Linked DNA regions of Homo sapiens: region 1 is linked to region 2. A link is a loop called in an ENCODE intact Hi-C map of the cell type or tissue named here. Cell type or tissue: dorsolateral prefrontal cortex. All regions are shown on one strand. Links, peaks and the distances in the headings refer to the core of each region. The heading gives the core; the rest is flanking DNA.

What was found. Peaks named below come from ENCODE experiments on the same cell type or tissue, not always from the same donor. Only the 100,000 strongest peaks of a DNase experiment are listed, where the experiment ranks them.
Region 1: it touches region 2 in a loop (2.9-fold over the local background); 2 of 110 quality-filtered maps call a loop at or near these places.

The regions. Positions count from the first base shown.
Region 1 is chr12:81,360,175-81,368,524 of GRCh38, reverse strand. It overlaps PPFIA2 (PPFI scaffold protein A2), which reads left to right. Exons shown (of 33, transcript NM_003625.5): 14 at 1,355-1,417; 15 at 5,741-5,832. Among named protein-coding and RNA genes, the nearest start is that of PPFIA2-AS2, 53 kb to the left of the region's middle. In dorsolateral prefrontal cortex, for the core only: no CTCF peak of the experiment used is centred there; no DNase peak of the experiment used is centred there; H3K4me3 peaks cover 1,028 bases; H3K27ac peaks cover 6,150 bases.
Region 2 is chr12:81,410,324-81,418,673 of GRCh38, reverse strand. All of the region lies in intron 7 of PPFIA2 (PPFI scaffold protein A2), which reads left to right. PPFIA2-AS2 (PPFIA2 antisense RNA 2) reads right to left here and starts at 1,569. Exons shown (of 3, transcript NR_199032.1): 1 at 1,335-1,569. In dorsolateral prefrontal cortex, for the core only: no CTCF peak of the experiment used is centred there; no DNase peak of the experiment used is centred there; H3K4me3 peaks cover 2,330 bases; H3K27ac peaks cover 3,298 bases.

The DNA of each region.
Region 1 (8,350 bases), core at 181-8,180, 50 kb after region 2:
ATATATAAATCTTTTATATTCACATGTTCATATGAGGCAAATGTATTAAAATATGCTGTGCTTTTATGATGAAAATATTTTATATATCCTTTGCCTGGTATGCAAAATAGAAAAGTGATGAGACACAAGTCAATACTTTTTTGGGGGGAAGGTGATTTGAAATATTCACGTGTCAAGTGACTGATACCTACACACCAGTCTAAAAGTCAAAATGTAAGTGAGTTTATATCATCAAAAGAACTAGTATCAATCCCAGTAGAGGGTTTAGGAACCCAGTATTTTCAGCTGCATTATTTCAGAAATAGTGCTTCTGTACAGTCTGCAATGTGATTTACAGTTATATATGTCTCATTGATAGTTGGCAGCTACCAGACCAGCAAGAGTTATGAGAGCTGGTTACCAATTCCAGAGCATAAATTAAGGTAGGGTATAAAACCCGGATGATCACATCATTTTAGAAATCTAGATTGAATGCCAATCACTATTTTAGCTAGACATTTTCCATTAGTACATAAAATAAACCAAAATAGGGAAAATGTTTTGACAAAAAGTTAGTTTGATTAATTTACCCATTAGAAAGTAATAAGACATGACTTCCTCTCATACAACTTCAAATACATGGCCCCTATGCAATTACTACACTCTTAGTTTAATTTTATTCTATAACTTTGAAAAAGAATACATTATTTTAAATAATGTCTTATAGTACTTGTGTGTTTTGTAGAAAAATAAATAATTTTTAACAACAAAAATAATTTTCTGGCAAGGTTTATTTTAAGTATCTATGATGCCAACTTATTTCCACTGACTTTGTGACATGTAATATTAGGTTTCTGAATAGCTAGAGTTTGTTATTTCTCTAATAATTTAAGTATCATTATAAATTGTTAATTCCACATTGCAGTAGATGTCCAGAAAGTGAAATTTTAAAAAATATGATTTCATGATTTCTTCTTTCTTCAGACAATAGAAGTGAGTTCTTCTGAATTTTTTATAACACCTCTAAGATTTAGCTTGTTGCTCACTTTTTCTTACTTGAAGAATAACCAATAGTTTCTGATTTAAAATGTGGTCTGAGAAAAGGCAAACAGAAGTAGCTTAAAATGCAATATTTATTTCATTTGTTCATTCAAGTGTTACAAAATAGCATTTCCCATTTAAATTATGTATTTTTTAAATGTGAAGGTCTCACATTTGAAAATTTCATCAAAGCATGGTTTCCATGGAAACCAAGAAATACCTGAACTAAGGAAGGAATCTAAGAGGATTCTTGAGTGATAAGATATTAATCAATATATTTTTAAGTATTTTATGTTTAATTTATTAATTATTTCTGCTATTTTCTTTTCTTTAGAATGTTTTAATTCAAGAATCAGAAACTTTCAGAAAGAATCTTGAAGAATCTTTACATGATAAGGTATAATGGAAACTTATGTTTTGGGCCCATTTTCTATTTTTATTTTCTATTCCACTGATGAATGTTTTGTTGTAAAATAAATTTGAAAAAATAATTTTAGTATGCTATCTTTGTAAAACAATTTTAACTTTTTAGAATATGTGCAGAAAAGCGTACATAGAGAGGAAGAGCTTCATGAATCTTTGTAACCCAAATTCACCAAAAATTAGCACTTCAGAAACTCCCCCCAAATTAGTCTATACTCATACTCTTCCATTAAAGGATAATCACTATCTTGACTTATAACATTAAAAAATGGTTTTGCCTTGCTTTATGCCTTATATAAATAGAATTAAAATATATGCGCTAATTTATGTCAGTTTTAGATATTCTTTCAGCAGAAATACATTAAATACTATTATAAATAGAATTATGCTAAGTTATATATGTCCAAACATAATCCTAGTTCCAAAGGAGCTAAAAAAATCTAACTGAGGAGAGAGAACACAGCCCTTACAAACCAATGAGGATGCAGGGTAGCAGATGCCAAATGCCAAATTAGTGAAGTAGGCAGTAAGAGCTACAGGTAGGAAAGACCATGATATATTGCTGCTGTGAAGAAGACTTCAGGAAGGAGGGACTTGACTGAAGATTTAAGGGAAAGTAGGACTCTGACCCCAGGCTTTCAAACATAGTGCATGTGGCATGATCACAGGTGCTTGGTGGGGTGAGGGGATGGGTAATGAGTGTGACATTTTAAATAATAGGCACAACTATTTGGCTGGAATCAATTATTCCTGTTGTAGGGTATGTGGTAGAAGAGGAAACTAAGGGCAGATTGTGAAATTTTAATGGTAATTGCTAATAGTATTTTCCTTCTTCATTAGCCTTTAAAGTTATTGTTAGCAATTTTATCTTATTTTTTTAAAGAAGAAAGGATTGCTAACTTAAGAAGTGATCTATAACTGTATGTTGAGAAAAGATAGAAGAAATGGAGAGAGAGAAGGAAGGGAAAAAGAGAATGAAGGAAAGAAGGGAGAGGGGGAAGAAAGAAGGGAGGGAAGGGAAGGGAAGGAAAGGGAAGAGGGAGGGAGGGAAGGAAGGAAGGAAGGAAGGAAGGAAGGAAGGAAGGAAGGAAGGAAGGGAGGGAGGGAGGGAGGGAGGGATAGTATGGGATATAGAAGGTATTGGAAAAGATGAAGAATAGAGGAAAGAGAACAATTATACATTTAACCCTACTGGATGCTGCATATTATGAAGCAATTAAAAATAACTAATTCTACAGTCAAGGTGTCCACAATCTCCTGAAAGATAGGTCTTTAGAACAATGTAATGTGGGGCCTAGAATATAGTATCTGATTCTTTCTGAGGTAGTTCACAAAAACAACACAGAGATTACATTTTTAGTAGCCTCTTAAAGACATATATGATCTTCATAAAGGTAGAGCATTCTAAGTAGAGGATGAATCCTCTGCAACGGCACAAAGAAAATCAAGATGATTGATTTGATGAATCATCAGAAGTTTACTGTGACTGGTATGTATTTAAAGAAGTAGTTTTTGAGCAGATTGTGAATTTTGGACGTGATGCTGTTATGCATGTTATGTTATCCAAAGCTCTGTGTGCTCCTGGCAATATCCCCAGAACCCACTCCCCCACCACCTACCAAAGCCTTGTAACTCCAACAATCTGCCTAAGCAACCAAGAGTACTAATCATGCCATGCTTTGCATCCTTGCTTATGTCAGTCTCCAGAGAGAGTAAATCCCAGATCATATCTCATGTCTGAACTATCATCCCATTTAGATGGGCACATTCACTAATCTGACCACATCTTCTATAATTCCTCAAATTTCCACTAAACTAACTGTACTCACAGTCCATTATCAGCAAAACCCTCTGTAGGCTCAAACTCTTTTCTCAGTGTTTCCCTTTCCATCTTTATCTCTACAATTTGAAGTTTCTAGGTAGCTTTCCTTTCTTCTCTCTGATTCACCCCTAGTGACTTCATCTGATCTCCTGGATTTAAACACCATCTATAAATTGAGCACATCCAAATTTAGATTACCTACTGGGTCCTCTTCCCTGAGAGAGTTTATATATTCTATTGCCAACTCAATATCTCCATTTGGACACCTAGGTACCTCAAATGTAACATGCCAGTCTATTCTCACCCCACTCCCACACATCAAACACCACCACCATCTAACCTAACACACCAGCAGTCTTCTCAGTCAATCATAATTACAATTTCTTTCTTTCTTTCAGTTACTCAGGCTAAAAAACTTGGACTTAGTCTTGACCCCTATGTTTGTTTCATATCCCACATCTAGTCCAATATCAAATCCTCTTATTTCTACTCTCACGATATAGCCAAAATATAGCCACTCTTACCCTAACACCATTCTTGTCCAAACCATTACTCTCTTGCCTCAAAATTTCCTCTCTTTTCTGACTCCCAATTCAACTTGACAATCTATTTCACAGCCATTAGAATGATCATGCCACTTCTCTGCTAGAAAATCCAGGAAACATAGCAAGACCCCATCTTTACAAAAATAAAAATTAAAAACAAATTAGCCAGGTGCAGTGGTGCACACCTGTAGTCCTCCTAACTACTTGGAAGGCAGAGGCAAGAGGATTACTTGAGCCCTGGAGTTCAAGACTGCAATGAACTGTGATCACAGAACTGCACTCCAGTTTCAGTGGCAAAGTGAGACCCTGTCTTTAAATAAATAAATACATAAATAAAATAATTTTTTAAAATCCTTCAATTGTTGCCTATCTCATGCAGAGTAAAAGCCAGAGTTTGAAGTGGTTTACAACCTCTTTTAGGACTACCATTCCTGAGTTCTGCAATCATACTTTTAAAAAGTATCCTCTATTTGTCAATTTAACCTCTGCAATCCAGCCACACTGGACTCCTTACCCTCTACTCCATTTCCACTAAGAGGCGTATGCACGTGTTGTTGCTTTTATCTGCCATGCCTTTTCCTAAGAGTCTCATTTTTTAATTTCTCCTTTATTTAGGTCATTGTCCAAGTATCACTTTATTGAAAAACCCTTCCATGACTCCCCTGTTTTCTCCTTTCTAACAACATGCTATATTTCTATATTACTACTTGTTTATTATTCATCTTTTCTACTAAATTCTAAATTGCATGAGGGCAAGACATTTGTCAGCTCACTACTGTATCTCAGGTGCCTGACACACAAGAGGTACTCAGCGCACTTTTGTGAAAATAATGAACAAAGATATTTACAAATCAATAAGAAACTATTGAACATTTTAAAGCAACACATTAGTTTATTGTACATGTGTTTTGAAATTATATGTCTAGCAGAGAAATGTGTAGGAAAGAGACTGAAGCTGGTAAAAATCATTCAGGAAAAAGATAAAAAGGGCTTAGAGTAGGATGGTAGTGACGTAGTGAGAATAAAAAGAACAGAAAAGAGAAACATTGCAAAGGCCACATTAACAAAAAAAAATGTGGTGAGAAAAGTTTGAGTAAAGTAAAATATCAAGCACTGGCCACTGGGAAGGGGAAAAACAGTAATAGAAAAATCTAGAATGATACATTTAGACCTGTAAAACAATATAACAGTTATAATCATTAAAACCAAATTGAATGCTTACATGAGCAGTTAATTAAAGCTCTAAGACAACCCCTATCTTCATAAATTTATAGACCAGAAAATGCCAATTTGAGAAAATTATAATTAAGTACAAATAATGGTGACAATATCAAGCTAATTGGTTATTAACTTTACTTTTTAAGGTGCACTCCAGCCTCAGTGACAGAGTGAGGCCCTGTCTTTAAATAAATAAATAAATTAATTAATTAATTAATATTTTTTAAAAAAATCCTCCAATTGTTGCCTATCTCATGCAGAGTAAAAGCCAGAGGGTTTACTTTCCTTTTTCTTTCAATCCAATCATCTTTTTCCTTCACCCATATGTCCTTTAACCCTCATAGAATAATGAAAGTTCTTCATTTACTGCATAAATAAGACATTTTCTTTATTTTCAAAACTGCATATGATTTCTACTCTGCATTTTTAAGTGACATCTACATAGCTAGTCATAATTTTAATATTCCCACGAATTTTCAAATATTCAGGATTAGTGAATGCCAGAGATTGTAGATAAATTTTTATTAATTTCTGCTATCCACATTTTTTATTACAAGGGGAAAATTTTGGCGTGCTTTATTATTATGTGTAATAACCTTTAATAAAAATATATCCTCAGTTTTTCCTTTTTAAAAAAAATCATTAAGACTCATTTATCATAATTGCTTGCTGATATTACTGGCATCTGAGTAACACTGTTTTGATTTTTTAGGAAAGATTAGCAGAAGAAATTGAAAAGCTGAGATCTGAACTTGACCAATTGAAAATGAGAACTGGCTCTTTAATTGAACCCACAATACCAAGGTAACATTAAACTAAAAGCTTATCTATAATTCACTGAAAATCAACATGAATTCCCTTATGGTTTCATATGTCCTCAACTAAAATAAATCAGTACTTCCTATTGCTCACTAGTCATTATCATGTTTTGACTCTTCACTGATTTGCAGTTTTTACATTCAAAAATAACTTTTTAACTTAGAGATTATTTCTGTAGATAATCAATAAAAAATTAAAATGTTAACTTTTGTATTCTGCATTTCATTATATATATAAATATATTAAAAGATTCTTAATTGAAGAAATTGAACTGTGTACAGGGAGATTGCATCTCATTCAAGAAGAGGCGTCAGCCCTTCTCTTTATATGTGTTCAATACAGAAATTGAATTCGACATAAAATTTTCTATATGTGTTCAGTGTAGAAACATGCAGAAATATGTTCAATGCTTATGTGACTAAACAAATATTATTGATTATGGTCACTTAGCATCTACCTATTTCGGTAAAGTAATTGCAAAAAAAAAAAAGAGGAAAAGAGAAATGAATCAGATAAAAGAAAAGAAAACAAAAACTTCAAATAAATTTAGCCATACTCATCTACTTTGATTCACTATCTCATCTTAAGAAAAAGAAGCAATGGATGGCAGCTTACTTGATAGATCATAGATAGATAGATAGATAGATAGATAGATAGATAGATAGATAGATACATAGATACATAGATAGATACATAGATAGATCTATATGTTAATAATTCACACATAATTTCCTTTTGTGTTTGAGATGTTTTATTTAAAGTTGTTAGAAACCCTAGAAGGACACACTCATTTAGTCACTTATTTACTAGGCAACACAGAATAATAGCAGCCGTTTGAAACTTTCCACTACCATAGGCTTTTAGTAGAAGTTCATCTTTCTTGGTGTTATGTTCATCTTTAGAAAGTTAACTCCACCAGAGGATGGGTTTGTATTTGTTTTGATAACTACCATAATCTCAACACCTAAAAAACTATCTTGCATATAGTATGCTCTCAAGATATATTATAGAATGAATAAATGAATATCTGGTAAAGCATTTTTCAGATTCTCAAATAAAAATTCAAATTGAAAAAATCCTGAAGTGTCTTAAATTCTTTTCAATATAAATGTAAGGAAAAACAATATTTGATATTTTAAGTACTTCCATACTCAATTGAATATGAGAAAAAGTTCGGCAGGCATAAAAACACTCAAAGAACTTTTACATATGTAAGTCATTAATTGAGAAAATCGTTCTTATTTTTCACATTTTTAAGATTCTGATTTTTACATGTGAACTGAAATTATTATTTCAATGTTATGTGTTCACATGGTTATGATGATTATAATGAGGATGGTGGAGAAGGAGAAGGAGAAGAACTGGTAAAATATCAGGGGAGTCAATGCATAGAATAAGCATTATCAAATCAATAGATTAAATATATTTGATTAAGAATAAATGGCCATTTCCTTGTTTTTTTGACCTTATGTCTCAAAATACAGAGTTTCAAAGTGTTGTCTAAAAGTCTATCACTGCACTGAGTCATTATGGGCAGCCTAACAATGTGACATTTATCTACAATGAAGGATGATTTGGCCTATATAGAACAATTATTCTTTGATCAACAGATTGTAGTGGAAGGAACCCTAGACCAAGAATAAGACAATCCACATTCCTAGGACTCACAGATAATTACAAGCTGCTTCATTTTGGAAACCTGTTTTCCTTAATAACATTCTAAATAAATACATATTTGTACCTAAATATGCATAAATGATATTTTTCTGATTATATCACAGGCTTGGTTTGCAGATAAAATAAGACAAGCAGTAGGGATTATATGTATAGTAAATCATATCACAAGTATAAAGTATTATAGAAATAATTAAGGTAAGCTAGCTAAACAGAACTTATTATAATAAGTTACAGGATAACTGAATATTTATTAAACAACAATTATTTATAGAACATTCATGCTTCTGAGGACAAGTAATTTCGTAAAAACAATAATGGAAATAGGAGGTGCATGAGAACTCAGTCTACTAAGTTTTGATCTAATAGGTGGAGAGGTGAGGAGAGATAAGCTAAGGTGAGTGAATATCAGTGACCACTCTTCTCTCTTAATATCTCATCTAAGAAGAAAGTAAAATGAGTTCCAGAGTGACTACAAAGGGCTTGATTTGGCTCAACTCTGAAAAAAGATAGACTCTGGGTAATTGGAAAGGACAACAGAGAACACTCCAGGAAGCAGAGCGATGGGTAATAGGTTTTCTCTAAAAAAATTCTTACCTGGCTTATTTATGCAAGTTCTTTAATGAGATTACATGCAAGAGTCACAGGAGATTCAGGAGGAGAAGCTACAGGGTTCATTGCTTAAAGGAACTGATGCCTATTTTGTGACTTACTTAGACCTTCCAAAAGCCTTTCAAAATACTGAACACCTAGAATGATTTAAAAATTGAACTAGTATGATAATATTGCCTCTGTTTTCTCCTGTTAGAGAACTAGCTCAGAGAACTGG
Region 2 (8,350 bases), core at 209-8,208:
GTATCAGCAAACTTCGGTAAAAGTCCAACTAGTAAATATTTTTGGCTTTATGAGCCAGATGGTCTCTGTCACAACTTCTCTACCATTGTGGAGTGAAAACAATCATAGACAATGTGTAAACAAATGAGTTTGGCCATTTTCCAATTAAAATTTATTCATGGACACTGAAAGTGAATTTCTTATAATTTACACAATATTATTCTCTTTTAATGTTTTTCAACTATTCAAAAATGTCAAAACAATTTTTAGCTTGCAGGTCTGACAAAAACAGAAATAAGGAGCAATAAAAGTATGAAATATTTTATGGAAAGTGGATAGCTTTGAGTAGTTAGAAATTAGCGTTGGCAAGTAAGGAAAAGTGGTAAATAAAAAAACCTTTATTCTAAATAGAGTATTTACTTGGTTCCAGTAAATATATTCTACTCTGGAAATAGAAGGCTAAGGAAAGAGACAAACCTACTCCAAAGAGGAGCTATAACGCCCACCAAGTGAAACTTACTTTCTCCCTAAGTCATTCTGCTATTCACTAGCTTTGTAACCATAGGCAATTTCCTTTTTCTTTTTACCTTAATTGGCTGAACCATAATAATAACTTATAATGATGTTGTGAGTTTTAAATTAATTAATACATTCAAACAACGTAAAACTGTGGTTGGCATAAAGAGTCTTTCAGTAAATATTATGCTTATTATTGATTTTGGTAATGTCATTGTGGTCTTTTTAGATATGATACTATCCATCTCCTTTAAAGGTAATTGAACTGAGATTTAGGGAGGCAGAGTGTCCTGTCTACAGTGAGACTGACTAGATGGCAATTTGTTGGAGACAAATAGAATTATCACTATTCTCTGTAAATCTCATTTTCTTTATTCATAATAGTAAGGGTGTAAAGACCACTTAAGTTCTGCTTCCTTCTCATACTGACATTATTTTGATATGTGCACATTTAAAAATCACATAAAAATAAAATGGAAATGGGTACAGATAAATGTAACATGATAATTACCATTAGAACTGAAGTAAATGGATTACTTTAAAAGGAATTGGCCAGAACAATGGGTTTAGTATGCTTTTGTTATTTCTAAGAAAGGAACTAAATGAATAAATCCTTTTTATTGCCCTAGCTTGCTTTGTTATATGCAAGATTGATTAATGAATATTGTTTCTGCTTTCTATATTTTTTTCAAGCACTTTTCAAACACTTTGAAACGCTTTTCCCTAAAACTCTCTTCTTTGCCATAATAGAACTAAAATAATAGATCTAGGACACAGCCTATAATTTCGACACATTTGCCATGATTGGAGAAAAAACAAAAAAACACATGTATACTTACAGTGTTAACCATGCACGGCTGAAGAGGTCAAATTTCATGATGCTAGAGGAAGAATATAGAAATCAATAAGTCCATCTTCAGAGAGATTCATTTCAGTGTAACATTTTAAGAGACTCAAATTGATGGAATTATAGTGTGTTTGGATTATTAAAGCAGAATGTTAGTTCTAAAACATCCAAATATTCCCGAAAGCAAATGGAATACACTTGAATAAACAGAAGACAAAGACATGATTAGAATAGGGCAGATTTATCTTTTTAAATTTAATACTATTAACAGTGTTTGCTCAAAGTATTTTTATACTTCTTAGCATACATAAAGTAAATGAAATATAAACTTTTAGTCATATATTAACATTTCATTTTATTTAAAAATAAATATTTATTGAGACTTTTGAAAACAAATGCTCTCATTCACAGAGCATGTTTCCTGCTTTATAAAATGATCACGTACACACACATTGGATTATTTAGTTTGCATTCACTCTCTTCTCAGCCTAACTCAGTATCTTTAATTTTGCTTTTCCTTTTTATTGTAGTTGGGGAGATAATTAATTACTGCAGTCAGTTGTCATTTATGCCCTTAGCTGAAACTAAACCAAGTTAGCAGATTTTGATACCTCTGACTTTAGAGGGCAAAGAGCCCTGTGGGAGTGATTGTGAGGAACCAGTATGAATCAAGATAGCCTCCATTCTGTACAAAGAAGTACTTTATAATAATCAATACCTTCAGTAAGTTCTGTTTGCTGTTTTCACTGTGAGACACCTATTTCCCTTTTTGAATAGGATTTTTCTGTCTTGTTCAAGGAGGTGAGAAGTTATTAGCAATAGCATCTTCCTTGGTGATGGAGATTTTACCATATTTTCTTTATGAAATTCAAAACTTTTAACGCAATTACTGCCAATACTGTCAGCACTCAACACTGAATTATTGCAGTTTCTTTATCTTTGGTAGGGCACTTCTCAGTACTGTTTACCTTAATGAATACTCTCTACCCTTCCTTATTTATCTGCTTATATATATTCTAAATTGAGTCTTGCTTTCATGCAGTGATACATACAAGTGGTTAAGAATGTGTTTTCCTACCACTAACACTTTTGAAAAACTGTTTAGAAATTGGTGTTTGCTTTCATTCTCTGGATTAATTCTTTCACTTTCCTGTATTAACAGCTTCCTTGGCTATTTTTCTTACTATTCTTCCATATTATGCCACTCTTAGTTGCTAACCTAGTAAAATAACAGTCTTGCCTTAACAATGTCCACTAATTCTTCTGACCAATATAAATTGTTTTGTATATTCTGTAGCCTTTTACATGCCTCTAATGAAGATGCTAGTATTTTATTTTATTGTCATTTTAATTATTAGGGAACTACATAGATGGTTAAAATAAATGATGCATTATCAAGCATCAGAAAATGTATTGACTGAAATACTGATTAGACAAAAAGAAGAGAGATGTTAGTACAAAGTTGTAATTTTCATTAGAATTACATGTTAATAACAATGACAAAGTATAGCTATTGTCAAAATTACTATTGTTGAATATTATAATTCTAAGTTAAATGGATAGTGTAAACATCTCCTGCAAAAAAGCAAAACTTTCTACCTGAGAATATATTTGATTTTTTTTTTTTTGCTATTGGAATCATTCTGTTTTAAACTTAAAACTAAAAATAACAGTTTTGCATTCCAGTTACTGTTTTAGGAAGATTTCTTTTTTAAAAAACCCTTTAAATATTAATTTAAAGAGGATTTTTTAATCATTATAAACTAACTGAGTTTGAATTCCATGTGTATTTAGATACAAGAAAGACTAGTTTAGATGTAAAATTTGGAAATAGCCAAATTTATGTACTTTTTATATGATGTATTTTCAATTAAAAGGTCACCAGAAACTTACTGGTAATGTGCATTTAAATTTTAGCACTTAGGTAATTTATCTGTATAGGAATTGGGAGTACTAGTCAGCCAAATTTGGGGTGGGAAGTTTAAAATAAATAAATGTAGAATATTCTTATTCATCCAATAAATATTAGTTGACTGAGTGGAAGTATTTTATGTAGTAAAAATTCTTACAAACATATATATATATATATATATATATATATATATATATATATATATATATTTTTTTTTTTTTTTTTTTTTTTTTTTTTTTTTTACCTGAACCAAGATAAATTCTCACAATGCAAACCTCTCATTCTTACCTCAAAGCAATTTGATTATTCACTGGAACAGTTTGGTGTCACAAGCTTTCAAAATCTGCCCATGGTTAATGAAAGCCATTTAAATTGAATGTTACATGTAAGCTGATCAAACTGCACAGACTACATGAAGTTGCTCTCCATTGGTTTTAACGTGCTTCAGTGATGCTTATAAATCTTATTTCCAAATGCAGAGCTAGAAAAGGAAATAGTTACTGGCTTGGGTTTCTTAATTCTATTTAAATAAGTGTTTCAACCTTTATGGTTTCCCAATTAATAAATAGCGATACAAATGCAAACTATTGTGACTGAAAGTTGCTTAAGTTTAAATTGTAAATCCCTACTGTTTTACTAGTTTTTTCTTGTTGTTTGTGTGTGTGTTTCAACTTCATTATAATCTAAGCATGGAATTCAGCTAGAAGTAGAATAAGTATCTGTGTAGAAGCAAATTATGTGTTGGTGTAGTGAGACTTCAATAAGTGTCACCCTGGGAATTGTTAATTGAATTTGGGATAAAAATAGATGAAAAGAATCTTTGTTAATTAGATGTGGGCACTATCTGGAAGTTGTTAAATAAGTAGAGACAAATATTAATTTAAAAACATGAGAATGAAAATCCCTGTAGAAATAGCATGAAAGATTTTATGTAGATGTAGTTTATTTTAAAAAGTAGTTAATTTTTTTTCAGGGTAAGTTTAAGTGCTTATGCTGTATACGAGTTATAAATGAAAATAATCAGTAAGGTAAAAACCATGACTTTTTTTATTTTGGGGAATATATGAAGACACCTTTTAAATGTTTTTGAAGACATCTTCTAAATTGTTTGCCAACGCAGGTCAGGAAAAGCCCCCTGCAATCAGACCACAAACTTGTAGTCCTGACCTTGATAAATATTTAAATTGTGTATGCAATGAATCATTTCACTGATTACCAAAAGGCATTACAGCATAATATTTTTAAAATGTTTTGAAGGAATCAGACCTGAATCAGAAATATCTCTGTTGTGTCTTTTTCTGTATGACTTCAAGTATATTACATATTTCCTCTGTGTTAGTTGCCTCATTTGTAAAATGAAAATAAAAATACCAAATTTACAAGGTTACTGGAAAGATTAAATGAGGTAATGTATGTAAATTGTTTTATTTCATATGGGGCATGTAATAAATGTTCAAGACATAGCTATTATTACAGCTAGAAGTTCTTAATTAGAAATTTAATTTCTCAACTCCCATTTCTTCATGTATATTAATATTTCAGAAAGACAAAGGAAAATGAAGTGAATACTAAATCAATTTACATTGCTTTTCCTTTTTTATTGGAAAATTCTATTGGCAGAAATTAGTTTCTTAGACACTCTTAGAATTCCATTTTTCTGTCCACAAACAACGATTCATTCTAAATCTAAAGCAAATACACAATGTGCTTCAATGCATGTGAATCATATTACCTAAGCTGCAGTATACTTGAGAATACATTTTAATGTTATATTTTAAGATGCAATGAAATTGCCTATTACTTTGAGTTTACAAAACAACTCTTGATGACTTTCATTAAACTGTCCTTCCATGATCCTGCTGCTAGCCTCCTTTACAGTTGCTTATGCCTTCTACTTTATCTGCCTCCTCACGCTAGAGCAGTGACTTTCCTACAAAGCCATTGCAGTATTTCCCATTCTTTTATTTCTTTATTTCCCCAGTGAGCTCTACCCAGAATCCTTTTTAACCTTGAAGCCTATAATATGAACATTTGAAAGACCTTCAAGTTCTTATATTCCTCTATATGGATAACTAATTTTCTTCTCCATGTATACATCCTGTGAACATTTCTGTCCAATTTTTCCAACTCCTCATATGCTTTTTTTTCATTCATGTAGCCTGTCATCATTTTTTTTGACATTCTACAAATATTTCTAGAGTGCCTCCTGTTTGTCAGTCAGTGTCCTAAGAACTGAGAATAAGTAATGAATCAGAAACAGTTTCTAGTCTCAAGGCACTGTGTCAAAATGGTTGGTGAGAAAACTAACATCCAGTTGTGATAATCACTTGCATGACATGAGTTACTGGAGATTACTAAGGCATTCTGTAACTCCTTGGGAAGATATTGTCCCCGAATTCATCTGAAAGACTTAAAAGCTAAGTGACTAAGAGGCAGTTAAAGAGGAACAAAGGTTACCCAGGTGAATATAAAAACTCACAGCCAAGACGGCACTTTTTATATGTGTGATCGAAGCCTTTCAGTAAGCTAGAGCACGCAATATGAATAGAAAGATAAAATTGAAGAGGCAAGTGGAAGTCAATTCATTATTGTCATTGTCATTACATAGCAAGTGTTTAATGTACATCAAATTTGACTAAGTATTTTACAAACAAATACAATATAAAGTAGATATTATTTGCCCTCCATTTGATATAACAAGAACCTGAACTTGAGGTTAAATAGCTTGTACAAGATCGTACAACCAGCAACAACTACATGGGCCAGGATTCATCCTCAGCCTTTCAAGCATATTTAAGGAATGTTTCACTTCCAGGAATCACCTTTCAAACTACTTGTACCTGATTATTATTAGGTTGGTGCAAAAGCAATTGTGGTTGTTGCCATTAAATATAATAGTCTCAGGGTCTTTTACCAAGAAATCTCAAACCTGGAAAGAAAAGATAATGTAGATGCAAAGTTTATGAAAAGAAGCAAATTTATATAATGTACTTAGCACAGTTTCTGGCACATTATAAGAGCTAAATAAATAATTGCTATTTTGTTATTGTAGTCCTACTGCTTCCTTTTTTTTTTTTTTTTTTTGCCTCCTTAACTAGAATGTAATCTACACAAGAGAAGGAAACTGTCTGCATTTTTCCCAGTATTTTGTGATACTTAGAACAGTGATCAAATGAATATTTGTTGAATAAATGTATTAATATTTATTAAACCCTCAAGAAATCCTAAAATTTTAGCATAAAAAGATATTTAATGGTCTTTGTTATTTTTGCCCAAATCATTTTTTTCATGATAATATGTTTCCTTAAGTCTCCAAGGCATCAACTTGCACTGATGTTTTACCTCTCTTTTAGGGAGGACATTTTACATCATTGAAAGAACTCCCTGAAATATTGTTATAAATCTCAATATTTGTTTTCAATAGTTATTTACATTTTCTAGAAAGTTATTCTCCCAGATATCCACATTGCTGTTCCCTCTTGTCCTCAAGCCCATACTCAGAAATCACCTAATTTGTAATCAAATTATACCTCACAGCATTCCTCACTTGGTTTGATTTTCTCTTTTCTGTTAACACCATTTAAAAATATGCTCTACTTATGTTTGTTTATAACTTATTTTCCCCAATGAGAGTACAATTTCCATTAGGAAGGATTTCTGCCTTTTCCTCCCATTGTGTTTCCCTAACGCCTGGTATGTCATCAGTGCTGAATGAATATTTTTGAGATAAATGAATCTCTCCAGGATATCAAAGAAAAACAGTTGTTCACAGGCAAGGAGCTAGAAGAGAGTCTGTTGCAAGACATAGTAGTGTTCAAGCTGGTAGAAAAGAAAAATGAAGGCTAAAGAATTTTGCAGACTGGAGGCCCAGCCGCCAAGACTACCAGTTGTCTATTGTGTAGGGTCAGAGCTTGTCAGAGCCAAAATCAACCTGACAGAGGCAAGGATATGAATGAAACCTAGAAGATTGGCTTGAAAATATAACGTGTTTGAGAGTGCCTAGAAGGAATGGATCAGGCTGTTATAAGCTTATGAGCAACCAGAAAACACAAATAAGGATCAAGACAAAGCAATAAGCCAGAGAGAAAAAGCACACAGATGCCTGAGATTTAGTTGAAGCACTTTAGCTTTGCTAGTCCCATCATTCCTCCAACTTTTTCCAGGTACTTTTTGCCACAGGAATATTAAACAACTTACAGTGCGAGGAACACAAAGTTGTAGAAACACAAAATGCCTGTGATCTTCTACACACCTAAAAAAGTCTTCTACCATGTCTGTCTGGTAAATTCTTAGCCATTCTCCAAAATCCTCACTTAGGTATTGCATACTCTGTATTGTCTTCCATGTTTCCTGCTGCATTTGCAAGTCACTTTTAGTTGCAAGTGACAGAAAACCATTTCAAATGAGTTGGGGCACAAAAGGGGAAATTTGGGGCTTGGATCATATTACTAAAATGCCAAGGGTAGGAATGATTTAAGGATGCCTAGAATCAGGACCAGAAGCAATTTGTTAGGGCCTCATCTCTTCCATGTGTTTTCTGCATGAATAGGAATTAATGGCAAAGAGTACCCCTTTCATATTCTACCAGCTTACCTTCCTTAGTAGATAGAGAGAATCGTTTCCCATAGCTCAGCCAGAAACATGTAAAGTAATAATATTCTGATTTCCCTGGCTTGGGTCATGTGCCCACCCATTTGCCATGGGCTCTTGGTTCCTTCATTGACAGTCTCTGTGGGATTAGAATAAGAAAGGAAAAGTCTCCAGTGAAAATATAAGATGTTATTATCAAAGAAATGTGAAGGGATACCTGAAAGCAAATGTCAACAGACACTTGATAAATGATGATTGAACATTAAAAACAGTTGTGAAATATTTATCTTGAACAGAGTTCCATGAGCCTTCAGTGGGTTGCTAACTCACTGAAAATATATGCAAAACTTTGCCTCCATATGAATCTGTCCAGGGAGACGTCCAATCTTAATGACATACAAAGGATTCCAGCAAGGGTATCAGCCCTTGGAAATAAAATGATTATGCTTCCTATCCCAGCCCGCTATTAACTTCTGATTTAGTAGACCCCAAATTTAAAAGGGGAG